Linked DNA regions of Homo sapiens: region 2 is linked to region 1. Evidence: read pairs that join two places in POLR2A ChIA-PET (ENCODE). Cell type or tissue: PC-9. All regions are shown on one strand.

Evidence for each region. ChIA-PET counts read pairs that join two places held together with the same protein. Peaks named below come from ENCODE experiments on the same cell type or tissue, not always from the same donor. Only the 100,000 strongest peaks of a DNase experiment are listed, where the experiment ranks them.
Region 2: POLR2A ChIA-PET joins it to region 1 with 8 read pairs; 1 of 35 experiments calls an interaction of 5 or more read pairs at or near these places.

Annotation. Positions count from the first base shown.
Region 1 is chr12:132,592,075-132,596,074 of GRCh38, reverse strand. It overlaps LOC124903062 (a long non-coding RNA gene), which reads left to right and starts at 1,611. Exons shown (of 2, transcript XR_007063549.1): 1 at 1,611-2,734; 2 at 2,902-3,044. It also overlaps a transcript of LOC105370094 not described here. RefSeq lists an enhancer at 1,898-1,947. In PC-9, no CTCF peak of the experiment used is centred here; a DNase peak (open chromatin) is centred at 1,934; H3K27me3 peaks cover 1,367 bases.
Region 2 is chr12:131,453,017-131,457,016 of GRCh38, reverse strand. It overlaps a transcript of LOC101929974 not described here. Among named protein-coding and RNA genes, the nearest start is that of LINC02370, 110 kb to the right of the region's middle. RefSeq lists a silencer at 2,214-2,263 and an enhancer at 1,840-2,345. In PC-9, CTCF peaks have their summits at 1,901 and 2,114; a DNase peak (open chromatin) is centred at 2,129; H3K27me3 peaks cover 1,962 bases.

The sequences.
Region 1 (4,000 bases):
CAAGGCAGCGCACGCTCCCCAACGGGCCTGTAACCAGAACAGCCATGAGGGCTGGACGCACAGTCCTGCGTGTGCTCGCGGTGTGGGGAGCTGAGTATACCTGGCAAGTGGAGCATCTGCCATAGCCAGGGAGCAAGATACAAACAGAAAACGTCCAGTCACCCGGGCCACAGTGGCCCGCGACAACTCACCACCGTCGTCAAAGCTTGAACACCTGGAAGTAAACTCACCAGGAGCTCCGAGACTTAGATGAGGAAAATCAAAACCTTCACCAGATGACGAAAGAGGAAACGGAATCAGCCCTGAGAGCTGTGTGGTGTTTCAGATCCACATCGATTCTCCCCCAAATTCACTTATAAATCCAGTGCTATCCCAACATAAAGGTCACAGCTAAAAAATTTAACACAATTTGACAAGCTAATTGTCGAGTTCATGGGGTGAGAAATCAGGAACTTTATGCTGCATGTTTTCTTCCCCGATGCCTCTTCCCTTAGCATGAGGTTCCTGTGTCTCGTGAGGACAGATATGGTTGCCCAGGCTGGAGTGCAGTGGTGCAATCCCGGCTCGCTGCAGCCTCCGCTTCCTGGGCTCAAGGGGTCCTCCCGCCTCAGCCTCTCAAGTAGTTGGGACCACAGGCACGTATCTCCATGCCCAGCTAATTTATTTATTTGTAGAGATGGGGTCTTGCTATGTTGCCCAGACTGGTCTCAAACTCCTGGCCTCAAACGAACCTCCCATCCTGGCCTCCCAAAGGGATTACAGGCGTAAGCCGCTGCAGCCAGCCCAGACTCCACCTCTAACTGCTGCGAGGCGGTCATCTGGAGCTTCTCTTTGCTGTCCTTCCAGTTGGGTTCTTTTTGTTGGTGTGCACTCTTATTTTACTTAAATGTTTCCTCTGGTAGCTTCCAAAGAAAATATGCAGGGAATAAATGTGTGCCTGAACCCTTGCCTGCCTGAGACTGCCTGAGAGCATCTTCATCCTTGATAGCTCTTTGCCTGGGAATTCTTTTTTTTTTTTTTTTTTTTGAGATGGAGTCTCACTCTGTCGCCCAGGCTGGAGTGCAGTGGCGGGATTTCGGCTCACTGCAACCTTTGCTTCCTGGGTTCAAGTGATTCTCCTGCCTCAGCCTCCCAAGTAGCTGGGATTACAGGCGCCCGCCACCATGCCCAGCTAATTTTTGTATTTTTAGTAGAGACGGGGTTTCACCATGTTGGCCAGGCTGGTCTAGAACTCCTGACCTCAGGTGATCCACCTGCCTCGGCCTCTCGAAGTGCTGGGATTACAGGCGTGAGCCACCGTGTCCAGCTGCAATTTTTTAAAATTTTAATATATATTTGTTTTTATTTTATTTTATTTGAGACAAGGTCTCGCTCTGTTGCCCAGGCTGGAGTGCAGTGGCACGATCTCGGCTCACTGCAACCTCTGTTTCCCAGGTTCAAGTGATTCTCCTGCCTCAGCCTCCCAAGTAGCTGGGATTACAGGCGCCCACCACCATGCCCAGCTACTTTTTGTATTTTTCGTAGAGATAGGGTTTCGCCATGTTGGCCAGGCTGGACTCGAACTCCTGACCTCAAGTCATCTGCCCGCCTCAGCTTCCCAAAGTGTTGGGATTACAGGCGTGAGCCACCGTGCTCGGCCCCTGAAGTTACTTTGATATTGACATAGTCACTGCAGGTTTTAAAAATTTTTGTTTGCATGGCATAGCTTTTCCTGTCCTTTTGACTTATTGGTGTCCATATCTAAAGTGCATTTCTCATGAGCAGTTTAGCGTTGGGTTTTGCTGTCCTACCCTCCCTGGCAATCTCTGCTCTTAACTGGGGCTGTCTGACCACTTGCTCCGGTGTGGCTGTGGCTGCGTGGAGGCCACGCCTGCTGTCCTGCTCTGTTCCCATTGGTCTCAGTGTGCAGTTGCCACGCCCACCTTCCTGTTCTCTGCTCCCTTTGGTCTCACTATGCAGAGGCCACGCCTGCCATCCTGTTCTCTGCTCCCATTGGTCTCACTGTGTAGAGGCCACGCCCGCCGTCCTGCTCTCTGCTCCCGCTGCTGTCACCGGCTCTCCCTTTCCCATTTCCTCTTCCTTCCTTGGATTCTGTTTGATGATCCTGTTTGATTGCAGTTGTTGGCTTATGAGCCAGAATTTTGTTTTGTTGTTTTAGTGGTTGCTTCAGGGTTCACAGTAAACATCTTTAACTCACACGGTGAACCTTTTTGAGTGGGGCTGCACCTCCACCAGGGCAGATGCTCCGCAGCGCACGTCACCCACCCTCTCCCCGCCGGGGCCATCGCCGCAGGGCGGTTCCCTGGTGACTGCACTCCGCGCGGGTGCCATTGGTATGGTCTGGGTTGAACACTCTGATATTTCACCTGAAAGGCAGGTGCCCCAGCCCCGGGAGGCCCTCCTCAAGCCCTTGCCTGCTCTGGGACCCCTGGCTGCGGGCTGACCCTGAAGGGGCATCTTGAGGCCAGGACTGGACCTGGCAAGGCCCCGGCCGAGGTCACGGCTCGAGTGTGACTGTGAACTTGGACATCTGACCCCAAAGCTCACTCCTGGGACAAACCCAAGAGAATCGGAAACAGACGTCACACAAATTGTTGTCCACAGATGTTCAAAGCAGACTCTTCATAGCTGCTCAGGTGTCCACAAACGATCGACAGATAAGCCCAGCGTGGCCCTCCACACCAGGGAACAGGATTCCACCAGGAAAAGAATGAGGCCCGCACGGCTGCAGGGGGTGAGCCTGGAGAATGGCGATGGGGGACAGAAGCCAGACACACAGCCCCGACTGTGAGCTTCCGTTTCTATGCAGGCCCAGAACAGGCGGGTCCGGAGGCGGGAGGAGGCCCGGGTTGCCAGGGCGGCGGTGGGAGAGATGCTCACGGGGAGGGAGTTCTCTTCCAGGTGGAGAGCGTTTGGAACCAGACGGGAGTGAGGGTCACTCAACATCGCAAATGGACTAAATGCTACCGAATTGTACGCTTTAAAACGGTTCATTTTATGTGATGTGAATTTCAGCTCAATAAAGAAAAAAGATTTAAAATGTGTCTTGAGGAGCCACGAGCATCTGTACCAGGGAGGTGGAATTGTGTCAGGAAGGCTGAGGCCTGGAGATGAGCAAGGGTTGGGGCAAATCCTGGAGATAAATGTGTTATTTCTGCAACTTAAATAGGGGCAGGCTTGTGCTATGAACTCTAAATACTCGCTGCAGCTGCAGGACGGCTGCTGTGCTCCAGAAATCTCAGCCGCATCCAAGACAGGAAGGGGCCGGGAGGGCTGCGTGGTCGGCTGAGCGACGGCACGGAGACGCATCCCCGCCGTGGAACCTGGGAGTGCTGCCACATGTGGTAACAGGAGCTTCGCAGGTGTAAGTAAGTTAAGGGTCTTGAGATGGAGAGGCGAGTCTGCACTTCCAGGAGGCCCTAAGTGCAGTCAGGCGCCGGTAGGATGCAGGCAGTGGGGGCAGGAAGCTCGAATCGGGGACCTGAGGGCGCAGCCAGGAGAGGCGAGAAGAGGCCGCACAGCTTGTCTGCCCGCCCCCTTCCTCCCGCTCGCCTTCCCTTCCTGGACAATTTCGTCCTGAGACCTTTGCATGAGGCTGAGCATCCTCACGGGCCGTGGGGAGCCAGGGGTTGGGAGTACAGCATGGACCCTGCGCCGGCTTGGGGTGGCCGGGGCCGAGCAGAGGGCAGGCGCTGTGCCGGGTGGGCGGCCCCGGGTGGGTGCTGGGCTCAGGTGAGGAGTAGGGGCATCTGCAAGGGGAGCAGGCGGGCTCCCCGCCGTGGGGAAGCCAGTGGATGCCAGGAGCACGGGATGAGCCCTGTGCGGTCGGACTGGAATTCCAGGGTTTTCTTTTTTTTCTTTTTTTGAGATGGAGTCTCGCTCTGTCGCCCAGGCTGGAGTGCAGTGGCGCGATCTCGGCTCACTGCAAGTTCCACCTCCCGTGTTCAAGCCATTCTCCTGCCTCGGCCTCCCCAGTAGCTGGGACCACAGGCGCCCGCCA
Region 2 (4,000 bases), 1.1 Mb after region 1:
GGTGATCCCCAGCCAGCATCCGGGTGATCCCCAGCCAGCATCCGGGTAATCCCCAGCCAGCATCCGGGTGATCCCCAGCCAGCATCCGGGAACTTGGCTTTTGGAACGTTTCCTGAGTGACTGGTTGACCAGGTCGTTTGTGCACTCAGGGAACTAAGCCGTTCCCTACCAGCTGCCTGGACTCTGCAGTGTGATCAGCGCACGCCTGACTTCTGTCACCACAGTGGCTGCACAGGCAGAGGGTGCCTATGTGACCAGCCCCCTGTAGAAGCCCCGCACTCGGAGACCTACACGGCCTCCCTGGGAAGCGACACTCTGGATGTGTTGCTGACTTGGTTGCTGGAGCAAGACGCGTGTTTGGTGGACTCCCCTGGGTCTTTCTCCCCTGCTGATCTTGCTACGTGGCCTTTCTCTGTAATAAGCCATGGAGTCCACTCTCTAATCACGCAGTGTGTGGTGGCCCCAGGACCCCTGAGACGTGGAGCTGGCAGGGAAGACAGGCAGCTGCCCGAGGCGCTTGAGGCAGAGAAGGATGGGGAATAGCCTGGCTCCTCCCCGCCCCCCATCACCCACCAGGGCCTCTCACTGTCTGAGCTCAGCCTGAGGCTAGCTGACCAGGGGTGTGGGAAGCCCAACTCTACAAATTCGCAGCAGATCAGCCCCCAACCCCCACAAATTCCCAGCAGATCAGGAAGGGCGGGGCATGGATGAAAGGGCATCAGGGCCACAGGCCCAGGACAGGCACGTGGGTTGCTCTTGGAGGCATTTGCAGGTACACTAAGAAGCTCCAGGAAGGACACACACACACACATATACACACACATACACATACATATGCACACACATACATACACAGACACACACACACACGTACACAGACACACAGACACACATACACACACACATTCCCCTGCCCTCCCATCTCCAGACCTTGCGGTCCCCATGAGCTTCCCGATTCCTGGCACTGCCGGGCTGTCCTGAAGGCTCTTTTGGCCAGAAATGGGCAGGGATCTGAGAGCACCTGCTGTCGGGTGAGTCCTACTGTACTCATGTCAGAGATTAGGACGAGAAGACACAGGAGTGAGCTGGGCTGGAGTCTCAGCTGCAGATGACAAGGAGAGCACAGTGGAAAGCCTGGCCCACCTCCCCTCCCCACTGGGCCCCTGGGTGGGATACCACCATTTCCAGAATGGGCTGTGGGTTGCGCGGGCTCCTGAGGTTCGCTGAACCGGGGCTCTGAGGGGTCCCCAAAGTGCTTCCTCCCTGTCCTGTGCCCCCACCCCATGGGGTGGAAGAGCCGCCCACAGGCCTGGGTTCCGCCATGCACAAGGGAACTGGACCTTGGTGACTATTCAGGAGGGAGTCTCCGGGCTGCCCTTCCCATGACCACATGTCAATCCCCTTTGGCCCCAAGGGAATTTCTCATAACCCTCCCTTGGAGGAGCCCCCTCGGTGCCAGCCCACCCTCATCACTCTCTCCTGAACCCCCATGAACAGACTCCGTGGCGCCTCCACCTGCCTTTGTCCCGCCAACCCTCCCTGTCCAGAGCAGCCATGGGGCCTCTTACAGTTTTAAGTCTGTCTGCATCACGCGTTTCCTCAGAGTCTCCTCAGGCTGGGTGAGTCCTCGTCCTAATAGGCCCTGACTGCCTGGCGCTGCCTACCTCTCCTGCCTCAGCAGGAGCTGCCCACACCTGTCCTCAGCCAACCAAGCTCCTAACCGTCGGGGATCCTGGGACTCGGGCCTGCCTTTGCTGGACACTTCCGTCAGATTTCTACCTGGCCACGTTCCACTCTTTCTTAAGGATTCTGCTTAAAAGTCACGTCCTCTAAGGCTCCTCGCTGGCCTTCCCCACCACATTGATGTCCAGGTAAGGAGCTCGGGGGTTTAAGGAGCAGATGGAGCTGTGGGGCTGGGCACAGATGTTGAGGCAGGGGTGGGGGCAGGAGCCAGGGAGTGTCAGGCTTTGACCCAGAAAGGAAGGGAGCCATTGGAGGGAGCGTGTGGCCTGGTGACTGTGGTCGGGAGACGTCTCTTCCTTAGGCGATAGTTGCTGTGGGCATGTGAGGAGTGGCTGGGAGCTGCTGCATGGCCGGGCTGTGTATGCCCTGCATGGCCACAAGGGGGGCAGGTGCTCCTGCAGTGGAGCTGCTTGCAGTTCCTGTCCCTGCCGTGTCACATGGGCCTCTGCAGAGTGTGAGAGGGTCCCTTGCAACTCTGTGTGATTTTGTAGTGTCTTCCCCAGGAACACCCTCCCAGTCACATAAACCTCAGGCCCACAAGGCCTGGGCGCCTCTCCTGCTTCCCTATGCCATGTGCCCCGGGGACGAGGGCCCCACCTGCCAGCTTGTGGACTTCAATTCCCATCAGTGCTCACCCTACTGCAGCCCATTCTCACTGCAAATGCTCTTTGTTTTATTTATTTATTTATTTATTTATTTATTTATTTATTTATTTATTTTTGATAATTGGGAAAACTTTTAACTGTGATTCATTACATTAATACCCAATAGATGCATCTGGCAAAATAATTAAATGATAAAAATCACAATAATTTTAATTTTAAAATCAAAATAATTTAAATCAGCTTAGTAAAACCTTTCTCACCTTCCACCTATGCATTTCATCAGTGAGAAAAATCTTGATCTAGTGAAGTTGGGGCAGGGGCAATGTATAAGCCCTCTTACCTCCCCAGGACACAGCATAAGTCTGGAATAGACAGTTCAGGAAGCAGTCTCTTAAACTGCATCGTGATGATGAAGTCCTATATTAAGTAAGATCCCAAAGATGGTTAATAGCAGGCAGGCTAAGAGCTGTAACCTCTAGTCTTTTCCTTATGAAATATTGCTTCCAGTTTAATTGATTTTATTTAGATGGGTTTACACTTAAACACAGATATTCAGGCAGCACTTGTATTTCCCTAGGGACTCTGTTTATAAACATTCAGAGATAGTTATGGATAAAGTTAGAATATCTTTCCCTCTTTTGCTTAATATTTATTAAGGACTTACTATGTGTTATATTCTGTGCTATGTGTTTTACATAAAATACATCATCACAATGACCTTCTTTTGCAGATGAAGAAACAAAAGTTCTGAGAGGTCTTCAGGAACTTGTATATAATTACAGAGGTAATAAGGATTGGTTGGAAATGAAACCAAGGGCTACCTCCTGTCCCCAAAGCTCATGCTCTTAACCCCTTCACCATGAGTTTCTGGTTCTATTCCTAGACTCTAGGCATCATATACTCCTGTTAATACTTTCTGTCTTCAAGCAAGTCCATTTACATTTATATTATAAAAGGTTAAATTGTTCATGAATATAGCTTCTAGATTCAGACCACCTGGATTCAAATTTAGACTCCACATATACTGGCTGTGAGATATTGCCCAGTGTGCATAATCTTGCCAAGGCCTCAATTTCTTCACTTATAGTATAGGGAAGACAGTATGGCCTACCTAGTGACAATGGATGGTTGTGAGGATTAAACGAGATAAATCATGTAAAGCATTTGCCTGACTCTTATTAAGTGTTCAATAATACTCTCATAGAGTGTAAACTCCTTTGAAATTAGGCATAAGACTTTAGGTATATAAAGAGCCTGAACAGAGATGTACTTGAATTCACGTCTTTATAAAACACAAAAATTATTGCAACAATCTTCAAATAGTCTTCAAGCCTTCTCCACACATTGTTGTAATCTATGTAAAGGAAAATAAAAAAATCTCAGCCAGGAGCGGTGGCTGAAGCCTGTAATCCCAGCACTTTGGGAGGCCAAGGTGGGCGGATCACCTGAGGTCAGGAGTTCGAGACCAGTCTGGGCAACATGGTGAAACCCCGTCTCTACTAAAAATTCAAAAAATTAGCCAGACATGGTGGCATACACCTATAATCCCAGCTACTCTGAAGGCTGAGACAGGAGAATCACTTGAACCCGGGAGGCAGAGGTTGCAGTGAGCCGAGATCGCACCACTGCACTACAGGCTAGGCGACAGAAGG